2 separate regions of the Homo sapiens genome follow, and region 1 is linked to region 2. A link is a contact called in ENCODE Hi-C or POLR2A ChIA-PET data. All regions are on one chromosome and are shown on one strand. The core of a region is the stretch at or near the end of the contact, and the rest is flanking DNA. Distances in the headings are between cores, read along the strand shown.

Region 1 (6,904 bases), core at 1,351-3,850, 120 kb after region 2:
TATTTTTTTTTTTTTTAGACGGAGTCTCACTCTGTTACCCAGGCTGGAGTGCAATGGCATGGTCTTGGCTCACTGCAACCTCCGCCTCCTGGGTTCAAGTGATTCTCCCACCTCAGCCTCCCAAGTAGCTGGGACTACAGGCGCACACCACCACACCCAGCTATTTTCGTATTTTTAGTAGAGACGGGGTTTCACTCTGTTGGCCAGGCTGGTCTCAAACTCCTGGTGTCGAACTCCTGACCTGGTGATCTGCCTGCCTTGGCCTCCCAAAGTGCTGGGTTACAGGTGTGAGCCACCGCACCTAGCCTAAATATTTTATTGTTATTTGTAGAGACGGAGTCTCACTATGTTGTCTAGGCTGGTCTCAAACTCCTAGGCTCAAGTGATCTTCCCACTTTGCTTCCCATTTTGGGAGGATTTGGGCTCCCAAAATGCTGGGATCACAGGCACGAGCCACCGCACCCAGGCTAAAGTGTGCTCATTTTGAGAAATATATGTACGGCTGGGCACAATGGCTCATGCCTGTAAAGCCAGCACTTTGGGAGGCCAAGGCTGGTGGGTTGCTTGAGGCCAGGAGTTCGAGACCATCCTGGCCAAAATGGCAAAACCCCATCATTACTAAAAATACAAAAATTCGAGGGATGTGCCAGGCGTGGTGGCTCACACCTGTAATTCTAGCATTTTGGGAGACTGAGGCGGGTGGATTGCTTGAGCTCGGGAGTTCCAGACCAGCCTGGGCAACATGGTAAAACCCCGTTTTTACTAAAATATAAAAAATTAGCTGGGCGTGGCAGTGTGCTCCTGTAATCCCAGCTAGTCAGGAGGCTGAGATGGGAGAATCACTTGAACCCGGGAGGCAGAGGTTGCAGTGAGCCAAAATTGTGTCACTGCACTCCGGCTTTGGTGACACAGTGAGACTCTGTCAAAAAAAAAAAAAATTAGAGGGACGTGTTGGCACACACCTGTAATCCCAGCTTCTTGGGAAGTTGAGACATGAGAATCACTTGAACCTGGGAGGTGCTAGTTGCAGTGAGCCGTGATTGTGTCACTGCACTCCAACCTGGGCGATAGAGCAAGACTCTGTTTTAAAAAAAAAGAGAGGGAGAGGGAGAGATGCAGAGATGCATGTATAACCCAAGTCCCTGTCAAGATGTAAACTCCTTTTGAGTGGCTGAATTCCAGCGTTTTTCCAGGTCCAGACTCATTTACCCCGTCCCCTGTTGTTTCTGGCCTCTCTTGGAACATCATTGCCATGATCGCCCTGGGATATATTTCACTGCGCGCTTCCTCAAGGGCATCTGTCTATTCCTTATGTTTCTAGGGGGTCAGGTTCATTCGGGGATCTGGCAAATAGAACACAGTATTTAACCAGGCACGGTGGCTCACACTTGTAATCCCAGCACTTTGGGAGGCTGAGGCGGGCAGATCACGAGGTCAGGAGTTTGAGACCAGCCTGACCAACATGGAGAAATCCCGTCTCTACTAAAAATACAAAAATTAGCCAGGCGTGGTGGTGCACGCCTGTAATCTCAGCTACTCAGGAGTCTGAGGCAGGAGAATCGCTTGAACCCAGAAGGCAGAGGTTGCAGTGAACTAAGATCATGCCTGGGCGACAGAGCGAGACTCTGTCTCAACAACAACAAAAAAAGAACACAGTGTTACCCGTGTGTCGGACATTGGCTTTGAAGGTAGGAAGGACATAGCACAGGGAAAAATTCTGCCACTTCCCAGCTCTCCTGCTAGTGAGGAAGGCAGATTTAAAGAAGGCAACAGACCAGGTGCGGTGGCTCACGCCTGTAACCCCAGCACTCTGGGAGGCTGAAGTGGGAGGGTCGCTTGAGCTGAGGAGTTCAAGACCAACCTGAGCAATGTGGTGAGACTCTATCTCTACAAAAAATGTAAACATTAGCCAGGTGTGGTGGTGTATGCCTGTAGTCCCAGCTACTCAGGAGGCTAGGCTGAGGCAGGAAAATCACTTGAGCCTAGGAGACTGAGGCTGCAGTAAGCTGTGACCGCATCACTGCACTCCAGCCTGAGCAACAGAGCAAGGCCCTGTATCCAAAAAATAAAAATAAGCAGGGCACGGTGGCTTATGCCTGTAATCCCAGCACTTTGGGAGGCCAAGGCAGGAGAATCCCACGAGCCCAGGAGTTCAAGACCAGTCTGGGCAACATAGCGAGACCCCTGTCTCTACAAAAAATTTAAGAATTAGCTGAGTGTGGTGGCACACACCTGTAGTCCCAGCTACTGGGGAAACTGAGGTGGGAGGATCGTTTGAGCCCAGGAGCCGGAGGGTGGAGGTCGAGGGTGCAGTGAGCCAAGATCAAGCCACTGCATTCCAGCCTGTGCAACAGAGTGAGACTCCATCTCAAAAAAAAAAAAAAAAAGTATTAAAAAGGGCCGCAAAGGAGGCCAGCAGGATGCGGAGATGGGCAGTAATGTGCACGGGGTGGGAGGTCTCTTGCTTTAGCCAAGGTGGTCAGGGAAGACCCAAGCCCTGAAGACAGAGAAGGAGCTGGCCTTGAATCCTGTAAATGTTCCCAAACGATCTCCCTAAGAGGTTATGCCAGTCACACTCCTGCCAAGAGAGTATCTCTGCGCCACGGCCAAGGGTGAGTCATCCTGCTGAGAGGTTGAGCTGGGGACGCCTGCCCAGATGGGCTCCAAGTGAGGGAGAGCCTGGCGGGGAGAACAGCCCGGACAGAGGCAGGGCAGGGCGCCGGGACACTGCTTGGCGCGTCCTGGGAGTGAAGCGCATTGAACCCAGCTCAGGCTGGTGGTGGGGGAGTCTTGGCAATGCTCTCTCTCCAAAGGCGAGTTGATCACAGACGCTGGCAGTGAGTCAGCGGCACCGCCAGGGCTGCTGAGAAATCCCTCCTGCTGTCCGATCGCATTCCTGGAAGGGTGGGCCGCTCAGGGCCCCCCAGCTCCAGTCCCACTCAGGCCCCAGAATCCCAGCAGCCCACCACTCACTTCTTTGCGCTCACTCTTCCTTCTGGTCCCCACACACCGCTCCCTCTCTCGCTACCTTCAGTCTTTGCTCAGATGTCGAGTTCCCAGAGGGGCCTCCCTGACGCCACCGTTCTAGCAGCATTTAGCATTTAGATAAATGACAAATTTTAGATTAAATGTTAGATAAATTTTAGGCTGGGCGTGGTGGCTCACGCCTGTAATCCCAGCACTTTAGGAGGCTGAGGCAGGCAGATCACAAGGTCAGGAGATCGAGACCATCCTGGGTAACATGGTGAAACCCTGTCTCTACTAAAAATACAAAAAATTAGCAGGGCGTGGTGGCGGGCGCCTGTAGTCCCAGCTACTCAGGAGGCTGAGGCAGCAGAATGGCGTGAATCCAGGAGGCGGAGCTTGCAGTGAGCCAAGATCGCGCCACTGCACTCCAGCCTGGGCGACAGAGAGAGACTCCGTCTCAAAAAAAAAAAAAAAAAAAAACATATATATATATATATATATATATATATATATATATGATAAATTTTAGATAAATTTTTATCTAAAATTGTAACTCACTGGATTCAGTGACATCTATCTGTAATCCCAGCACTTTAGGAGGCTGAGGTGGGAGGATCGCTTGAGCCCAGGAGTTTTCTTTCTTTTTTTTCTTATTTTTTAAAGAGATTGGGTTCTCACTCTGTGTAGCCCAGGCTGGTCTTGAACTCCTGGCCTCAAGCAGTCCTCCCATCTAGGCCTCCCAAAGTGTTGGGATTACAGGCATGAGCCACCATGCCTGGCCTCAAGATTGGTTTTTTGTTCTGAGACACAGACTCACTCTGTCACCCAGGCTGGAGTGCAGTGACATGATCCCAGCTCACCATGACCTCCGCCTCCCAGGTTAAAGTGATTCTCCTGCCTCAGGCTCCTGAGTAGCTGGGATTATAAGCATGCGCCACCACGCCTGGCTAATTTTGTATTTTTAGTAGAGATGGGGTTTCGCCATGTTGCCGAGGCTGGTCTCAAACTCCTGATGTCAAGTGATCCACCTGTCTCGGCTTCCTAAAGTGCTGGGATTAGAGGCATGAGCCACCTCGTCAAGATTGTTAATCACATCTGCAAAGTCCGTTTGGCCATTTGTGGAACACAGTCTCAGATTTCAAGGATTAGGACGACAACATCATTGGAGGCTGTGATTTGGCCAACCACAGTCACAGAGATGGAATTACACAGAGTTTACCTTCCAAGTCTGGCTCTTTCACTCAGTGCAATGCCTGGGAGAGCCTTCCCTGTGGCTGTGGGAACCGCCGGTTTGTTCTTTTTTTTTTTTTTTCTGAGGCGGAGTTTCACTCTTGTTGCCCAGGCTGGAGTGCAATGGCGCGATCTGGGCTCACTGCAACCTCCACCTCCCAGGTTCAAGTGATTCTCCTGCCTCAGCCTCCCAAAAAGCTGGGATTACAGGCGTGCACCACCATACCCAGCTAATTTTTGTATTTTATTAGAGACGGGGTTTCGCCATGTTGGCCAGGCTGGTCTCAAACTCCTGACCTCAGGTGATTTGCCTGCGTCAGCCTCCCAAAGTACTGGGATTACAGGCGTGAGCCACCGAGCCCGGCCAGTTCTTTTTCATCGCTGAGTAGTATCGCATGGCACAGAATACTGCTGTTTATCCACTTACCCATGCAAGGACGTTTGAGCTGTTCCCAGGGTTTGGCAATTATGAGTACAGTGGCTATAAACATGAGTGTAGATGAGGGTCAAGTGTAGATGTTGGTTTGAACATATAGGCTTCCATTTCTCTTGGACAAACACCCAGAAGGGAGAGTGACTCTGGTTTTTGCTGGTTTTTGTTTTCCGTTTTTGTTTTTGTTTTTTTTTTCTGAGACAGAGTCTCACTCTGTTCCCCAGGCTGGAGTGCAGTGGCGCGATCTCGGCTCACTGCAACCTCTGCCTCCCAGGTTCAAGATTCTCCTGCCTGAGCCTCCCGAGTAGCTGGGACTACAGGCGCCCGCCACCACGCCCGGCTAATTTTTTGTATTTTTAGTAGAGACGGGGTTTCACCATGTTAGCCAGGATGGTCTCGATCTCCTGACCTCAGGTGATCCGCCCACCTCAGCCTCCCAAAGTGCTGGGATTATAGGCATGAGCCACCACACCTGGCCTATTATTATTTTTAGAGATGAGGTCTTGCTTTGTCACCCAGGCTGGAGCACGCAGTGGTGAGATCATAGCTCCCTGTAGCCTTGAACTCTGGGCTCAAGTGATCTTCCCACCTCAGCTTCCTGAGCAGCTGTGACTACAGGTACAGGCCACCATGCCTGGCTAATTTATTTATTTATTTATTTATTTATTTTGAGATGGAGTTTCGCTCTGTCCCCAGGCTGGAGTGCAGTGATGTGATCTCAGGACACTGCAACCTCTGCCTCCCGGGTTCAAGCGATTCTCCTGCCTCAGCCTCCCGAGTAGCTGAGATTACAGGCGCCCACCACCGTGCCCAGCTAATTTTTGTATTTTTAGTAGAGATGGGGTTTCACCATGTTGGCCAGGCTGGTCTTGAACTCCTGACCTCAGGTGATCCGCCCACCTCAGCCTCCCAAAGTGCTGGGATTACAGGCTTGAGCCACAGTGCCCAGCCTGCCCAGGCTGGTCTTGAATTCCTGGCTTCAAGCGATCCTCCTGCCTGGGTCCTTCAATAAATATTGACAAGCACCTCCCTGCTGCCAGGCTCTGCTGAGAGTACTTTAGGTACATTGGCAAACAAGACAGAACAATAACAAAAGAAAAAAACACCAGATTTTTTTAAATTCCCAGGCTCATGGAGCTTACATGCAAGCGGAGAAGATGGTCAATAAACCATCAATGTCATATGTCAACTGTAGAGTAGCTCAGGAGTGAGTGACAGGTGTGATGGTAGGCAGAGCAGGGGAAGAGGGTGCAGGGGGTCTAGCTGTAAACAGGATGCTGTAGGGTAGCCCTCATGATAAGGGGTGACATTTGGAACAAAGACTTGAAAAAGGTGAGGACAAGAGGCATGAGGCACCATGCCCGGCTGCACTTGTGTTTAATGAAAACTATGATGGCTGCTGTGTGACCTTAGGGGACTATATTAACCTCTCTGGGCCTCCATTTCTTGGAGCATGAAGTGGTCCTTTCACTACTCACTTCCTGAGGTTCTGGGAGAAGTCTAGGATCATGCATGTTCTTGGCATAGAGTTTCTGTACGGGTGGCTCCCCTCCTGGTGCCAGGCCCTTTCCTGGGATTGGAGGGGGATGGACAGAGGGAATTCAGAGGTTTAAGGAGGCTGTGGCCCCATCTCCTGGGGCAAGGAGGCTATTGGTCTAGAAGGTCTGCATTTAGAGGGTGACATCTGTGCTGGGAGCGGTGGCTCATGCCTGTAATCCCAGCACTTTGGGAGGCCGAGGTGGGCGGATCATGAGGTCAGGAGACCGAGACCATCCTGGCTAACACAGTGAAACCTCGTCTCTACTAAAAATACAAAAATTAGCCAGGCATGGTGGCATGCACCTGTAGTGCTAGCTACTAGGGAGGCTGAGGCAGGAGAATAGCTTGAACCCAGGAAGGCGGAGGTTGCAGTGAGCTGAGATCACACCACTACACTATAGCCTGGGCAACAGAGCAAGACTCCATCTCAAAAAAAATTAAAAAAAAGAGGGTGATATCTGACCTGTGTCGAGGTGGAAGGAGGAGATGGGAAAGGCACTCAGAGAGTGGAAAATGGGCGTGCCTGGAGCTGGTGTCTGCAGCAAGGAGGCCAGAGGAGGAGGCACTGGCCTAGGCTTTGACCTGAGGGCACTGAGGTGCCACAGGAGGGCTGGGAGCAGAGGAGGGGCAGCGGAGAAGACCTGGAGGAGGCTGAGTCGAGGGCCCACAGGGAGAGGAGAAGGCCTGAGGTGGGCAGGAATGCAGGGACAGAGAAGGAACCAGGACCCAGTAGTC
Region 2 (6,271 bases), core at 2,879-5,378:
CCGGCAAGGTCTTCGCCACGACAGGCTATGGCATCGCCCTGCACAAGGGCTCCCGCTGGAAGCGGCCCATCGACCTGGCGTTGCTGCAGTTCCTGGGGGATGGTGCGGCTGCACACAGGGATTTCCACAGCGGAGAGGGGGAGGGCGAGGCCCCTGGGTTCCGGGGAAGAAAGGGACAAAGACCCGGACACCAGGGTCTGAGGGAGGAAGGGGCTAAGGGCCTACATTCCCACATCACAGACAAGGGTCCTCAGAGGGTACTCATAGCAGGTGACTTTTGACCGCCCCTCCCTAGATGAGATCGAGATGCTGGAGCGGCTGTGGCTCTCTGGGATCTGCCACAATGACAAAATCGAGGTGATGAGCAGCAAGCTGGACATCGACAACATGGCGGGCGTCTTCTACATGCTCCTGGTGGCCATGGGCCTGTCCCTGCTGGTCTTCGCCTGGGAGCACCTGGTGTACTGGCGCCTGCGGCACTGCCTGGGGCCCACCCACCGCATGGACTTCCTGCTGGCCTTCTCCAGGGTATGGGGCAGAGAGGGAGGCAGAGAGGGGGAGATGGCAGGGGCGGGGACAAAGGTAAAGCCGAGCAGAGACAAGGAGATGTGGGTCGAGATGTGGATAGTGGGGAAGAGAGCGGGAAACACAGGCGGGTAAATGGAGAGGAGAGAGGGACTGAGGGGAGGCGGGCAGGCGTCCTGGGCATCTCGCGCTGACCCCCGTCCTGTCCCCGGACCCGCAGGGCATGTACAGCTGCTGCAGCGCTGAGGCCGCCCCACCGCCCGCCAAGCCCCCGCCGCCGCCACAGCCCCTGCCCAGCCCCGCGTACCCCGCGCCGCGGCCGGCTCCCGGGCCCGCACCTTTCGTGCCCCGCGAGCGCGCCTCAGTGGACCGCTGGCGCCGGACCAAGGGCGCGGGGCCGCCGGGGGGCGCGGGCCTGGCCGACGGCTTCCACCGCTACTACGGCCCCATCGAGCCGCAGGGCCTAGGCCTCGGCCTGGGCGAAGCGCGCGCGGCACCGCGGGGCGCAGCCGGGCGCCCGCTGTCCCCGCCGGCCGCTCAGCCCCCGCAGAAGCCGCCGCCCTCCTATTTCGCCATCGTACGCGACAAGGAGCCAGCCGAGCCCCCCGCCGGCGCCTTCCCCGGCTTCCCGTCGCCGCCCGCGCCCCCCGCCGCCGCGGCCACCGCCGTCGGGCCGCCACTCTGCCGCTTGGCCTTCGAGGACGAGAGCCCGCCGGCGCCCGCGCGGTGGCCGCGCTCGGACCCCGAGAGCCAACCCCTGCTGGGGCCAGGCGCGGGCGGCGCGGGGGGCACGGGGGGCGCAGGCGGAGGAGCCCCGGCCGCTCCGCCCCCGTGCCGCGCCGCGCCGCCCCCGTGCCCTTACCTCGATCTCGAGCCGTCGCCGTCGGACTCGGAGGACTCGGAGAGCCTGGGCGGCGCGTCGCTGGGCGGCCTGGAGCCCTGGTGGTTCGCCGACTTCCCTTACCCGTATGCCGAGCGCCTCGGGCCGCCGCCCGGCCGCTACTGGTCGGTCGACAAGCTCGGGGGCTGGCGCGCCGGGAGCTGGGACTACCTGCCCCCGCGCAGCGGTCCGGCCGCCTGGCACTGTCGGCACTGCGCCAGCCTGGAGCTGCTGCCGCCGCCGCGCCATCTCAGCTGCTCGCACGATGGCCTGGACGGCGGCTGGTGGGCGCCACCGCCTCCACCCTGGGCCGCCGGGCCCCTGCCCCGACGCCGGGCCCGCTGCGGGTGCCCGCGGTCGCACCCGCACCGCCCGCGGGCCTCGCACCGCACGCCCGCCGCCGCCGCGCCCCACCACCACAGGCACCGGCGCGCCGCTGGGGGCTGGGACCTCCCGCCGCCCGCGCCCACCTCGCGCTCGCTCGAGGACCTCAGCTCGTGCCCTCGCGCCGCCCCTGCGCGCAGGCTTACCGGGCCCTCCCGCCACGCTCGCAGGTGTCCGCACGCCGCGCACTGGGGGCCGCCGCTGCCCACAGCTTCCCACCGGAGACACCGGGGCGGGGACCTGGGCACCCGCAGGGGCTCGGCGCACTTCTCTAGCCTCGAGTCCGAGGTATGACGCGGCCCCGGGGGCCCCACCGCCCCCTTGGTCAGCGCAGGCCACGGCCCGAGGGGGCGCCCGCAGTGGACAGGACCCGCGTGGGTTGGGAAGGAAAGCAGTGGAACTGGCCGGACCCCGCCTGGAGCAGCGTCCTGCGCCCCCTGGTTCTGGAGGAACCGCAAGCCGGAGAGGATTTGGTCCCTCAACTATCACCCAGCCTGAGAACGAGGGGGCGGGGGCCTTGGAGCCCACCGGACTTTTTTTTAAACCCGACAAGGGCTTTTTAACGTCACCAGATGGGGCGGGAGGTGGGGGGTTCACGCCACTCCCGCGTCCCACCTCCACGCCCGGGGCCGTGGCCCCCACATCACTGTGCAGCTCCCCGGCCCCAGCCGCGCCTCCGGGGAAGCCCGTTTTTAACCTTTCATCCATTGGGACTCAAAACTGTGAGACGCGTTCGCCAAACTGTGACCCCAGACCTTGGCCCCGCCACACAGAAACCCCTGACCCAGACTGTGACATCCGACTCCTAAAATGGTCATCCGACTCCAGACTGTGACCCCTGACCCCAAACTGTGACCCGAACCCCAGACTGTGCCCCGACCAGACTGTGACCCTTGACATCAAACCGTGACACCCCCTCCTCCTCTTCCACCCTCGGTCGCTTTTCCCTACTCTGACCTAGGACACGTCCCCAACGGAAGCCCCGCCTTCCCTTGCACCGCGATGAACCCAACCTCCCTGAAGCCAAAACTTCCCACCCTGCCGCACCTCCGGACCACCCCACTTGCCACCAAGCACATCCTCTCCAAATCCAACCCTTATTTGCGACCCTTCAGTGATGACCCAGCAGACCTCCAAAAAGCCTCCTCTGCCCAGATCTCCAGCCGGGTCTGGGGCTGGGTTGCGGAGGGGAGGGTCTGGGAGTCCACACTTCTCCACCAACTTCCCTTCCCACTCTCTTATTCCACATTGCAGTGTTTGGAATAAACCATGTTTTTATGCCTCCTCAGTCCAAGCCTAAGCTCCGTATCTGTTAGCCCCCCTCAAATTCTCTGGAGGAAACAGAAACACAAAAGTCCCACAGGGGAAGAGGAGACAGAATTAGAGAGAGAACAGAGACTCTGAAAGGAGGTGCCTGGGGAGACAAAGACCAAGAAAGAGGAGGTGGGAAGAGACCCTGAAAAGAAAGTCGAGAGGGTACTGGGGCAGATAAGAGACCCCAAGAGAGTGGTGAGATAGATCCCGGAGACAAAACATATTAAGATCAAAGGTATGGTTTTATTTCCTATGGCTATAGGTACCAAGGCTTGCTACATTCTCAATATCCTGTTCATGCAAGCTAGGAGAGTGTCTGACATATCCCAGCCAATCCGCATTATCTTGAATGCTGTTAATCTCACCAATGAGAATCTATTTCTAACATTTCATTATGTCAATTAGCCAAACCGCTGGTGCTGATGGGCGATAAAGAGAGACGAAGCACTTGTAATAGCTGCCTCCAGAGGGTGGACTTTCTGATTAAGTGCTCGCTGACCAGAGCTGAAATGTGAATGTCTGGTTAGGCAATTGACTGCCCCTAGAGGGTAGATTGAACCGCCTAACTTACAGATAATATCCATCCTGTCTACAAGAAAGCATTTTTGAAACAAATGAAAGCCATCACAACAGAGAGAGGAAAAGAAACCGGCCTTATGGGTCCTCGGGGAGTAGAAACTCAGTCTCCTTGCCAGTGAAAGAGCAAATTTGCATATATGAATAATTAATTAACTGGAAAGAACGCTCTCGGAATCAAACTGGACAATGGGGAAAACAAGCCTCCCGTAGAACTACAACTCCCAGAAGGCCTTGCCACTACCGCGAGGAACAGCGCCCAAAGTCACGCGAAGATGCAGTTTCTCCGTATCCGCAGGCTTCTTTCGCTGGCGCCATTACCTGAGTTCTCCTCCAGCGTTTCCGCACCCTCTCCGATTAGCGGTCCCAGGAGTTTCCAAGGTAACCGCGCAGTAGGGCGGATCTCATTAGGCGGAAAGCGAAACCCGGAAGTGACGCTCTTACCGGGTGTCAGCAGCGAGAGGGTTCGAAGATGGCGGCGCGCAAGGGTCGGCGGCGCACGTGTGAAACCGGGGAACCCATGGAAGCCGAGTCCGGCGACACAAGTTCCGAGGGCCCGGCCCAGGTCTACCTGCCCGGCCGGGGGCCGCCGCTACGCGAAGGGGAGGAGCTGGTCATGGACGAGGAGGCCTATGTGCTCTACCACCGAGCGCAGACTGGTAGGGCTGAGTCCGGACTCCAGGGTCCTGAGGTGGCTGATCCCGAGCCTTTAACCTGAGAGGTGCTCGGGAAGAGAAGGCTGGGGTCTAAGAGAAGTGATTTCATACCGGAGGCGGTTGATCCATGAGGGAGGTGGGGACTGAGCTCTTACTGTCCCGTCTTAACTCGTAAACCCCGCCTTCCATCCCCAGGCGCCCCCTGTCTCAGCTTTGACATAGTCCGGGATCACCTGGGAGACAACCGGACAGAGCTTCCTCTTACACTTTACTTGTGTGCTGGGACCCAGGCTGAGAGCGCCCAGAGCAACAGGTAAGACCCGAGGCTTTTCCAGGACCAGGAGGCTCAGTTTCCAGCCCCTTCCTCAGCACCCAGGAGTTAGGGCTTCCAGTTTCTGCCTCTCGCAGATCCAGGAGTCTGGGTTTCCAGCCTCTCTCCTTCCTAAGAATCCTGGAATCTAGTGCCTAACTCACCCCACAATTTCTCCCAGACTGATGATGCTTCGGATGCACAATCTGCATGGGACAAAGCCCCCACCCTCAGAGGGCAGTGATGAAGAAGAAGAGGAGGAAGATGAAGAGGATGAAGAAGAGCGGAAACCTCAGCTGGAGCTGGCCATGGTGCCCCACTATGGTGGCATCAACCGAGTTCGGGTAAGTATGGTCCCAGGAGCCTGCTCTGCATACTCTGAAACACATCTGACCCATCCCCTGTGTCCATAACTCCCAACACCTCCTCATGTTCTTTTTTTTTTTTTTTTTTTTGAGACGTAGTCTCGCTCTGTCACCCAGGCTGGAGTGCAGTGGCGCAGCCTCGGCTCACTGCAACCTCTGCCTCCCAAAGTGCTGGGATTACAAGCGTGAGCCACCGTGCCTGGCCCATTTTTTTTTTTTTTTTTTTTGAGATGGAGTCTCGCTCTGTTGTCCAGGCTGGAGTGCAGTGGTGCGATCTTGGCTCACTGCAACCTCCCCTTCCCAGGTTCAAGGGATTCTCCTGCCTCAGCCTCCCAAGTAGCTGGGGCTATAGGCGCCTGCCACCAGGCCCTTCTAATTTTTTGTTTTTTGGTTTTTTTTTGAGATGAAGTCTTGCTCTGTCGCTTAGACTGGAGGGCAATGGCATGATCTCAGCTCACTGCAACCTCTGCCTCCCAGGTTCAAGCGATTCTCCTGCCTCAGCCAAGTAGCTGAGATTACAGGTGCGCGCCACCACGCCCGGCTAATTTTTGTATTCTTAGTAGGGACGGGGTTTCACAATGTTGATCAGGCTGGTGGTGAACTCCTGACCTCGTGATCCGCCTGCCTCGGCTTCCCAAAGTGCTGAGATTACAGGCGTGAGCCACCGCATCTGGCCAATTTTTTGTATTTTTAGTAGAGACAAGGTTTCGCCTTGTTGGCTAGGCTGGTCTCAAACTCCTGACCTCGAGTGATTGATCCGCACGCCTCGGGCACCCAAAGTCATGGGATTACAAGCGTGAGCCACCACACCCGGCCTCCTTCAGTTTTTAGAAAAGTACTTGTCACATAGTTTTATACAATTTAGCTATTATGATCAGTGTCATTACATGTTAGGTACTGTTTTAGATTATGAGGATATGGTTTATGTTCTTCACTTTTCTCTTTGGTAACATAGTGAGTTATAGAACTTATCTGATGGGGCTGGCATGAGGTCAAATGAAATAACATATAGTGCCTAGAATAGCACCTGGTTGTAATATGAGGTATGTATTTTCTGTTACTATTCAGGAACTGTTTTTGGTTGTGGCTGTTTGTTTTGTTTTTGAGTCATGGTTTCACTCCCATTGCCCAGGCTGGAGTGCAGTGGCGTGATCTTGGCTCACTGCAACCTCTGCCTCCCAGGTTCAAGTGATTCTCCTGCCTCAGCCTCCCGAGTAGCTGGGATCACAAGTGCACACCACCATGCCCAGTAATTTTTGTA

Evidence for each region. A loop is a pair of places that touch in the nucleus more often than their neighbours do. ChIA-PET counts read pairs that join two places held with the same protein, here RNA polymerase II (POLR2A). Pooled maps may share reads with other maps.
Region 1: a loop to region 2 is called in a pooled map, with 2.0 times the contacts of the local background. The contact joins the enhancer-like site here to the promoter of GRWD1 in region 2. A Hi-C loop is called at or near these places in 3 of 50 pooled maps. POLR2A ChIA-PET finds 5 or more read pairs at or near these places in 7 of 52 experiments (BJ, CD4-positive, alpha-beta T cell, Caco-2 and 4 more).

What each region holds. Positions count from the first base shown.
Region 1 is chr19:48,565,916-48,572,819 of GRCh38, forward strand. The region is part of intron 1 of SULT2B1 (sulfotransferase family 2B member 1); the gene reads left to right. Among named protein-coding and RNA genes, the nearest start is that of SULT2B1, 17 kb to the left of the region's middle. Within about 2 kb of position 2,601, at least 18 of the 41 ENCODE cell types and tissues checked have a DNase peak (open chromatin) inside an H3K27ac peak, as active enhancers do; they include Panc1, where a contact is called at or near this core.
Region 2 is chr19:48,441,855-48,448,125 of GRCh38, forward strand. GRWD1 (glutamate rich WD repeat containing 1) reads left to right here and starts at 4,129. Exons shown (of 7, transcript NM_031485.4): 1 at 4,129-4,338; 2 at 4,531-4,648; 3 at 4,827-4,989. The coding sequence starts at 4,152. GRIN2D (glutamate ionotropic receptor NMDA type subunit 2D) reads left to right here. Exons shown (of 14, transcript NM_000836.4): 12 at 1-102; 13 at 296-528; 14 at 746-3,077. The coding sequence ends at 2,083. RefSeq lists enhancers at 2,016-2,707, 3,880-3,959, 4,120-4,209.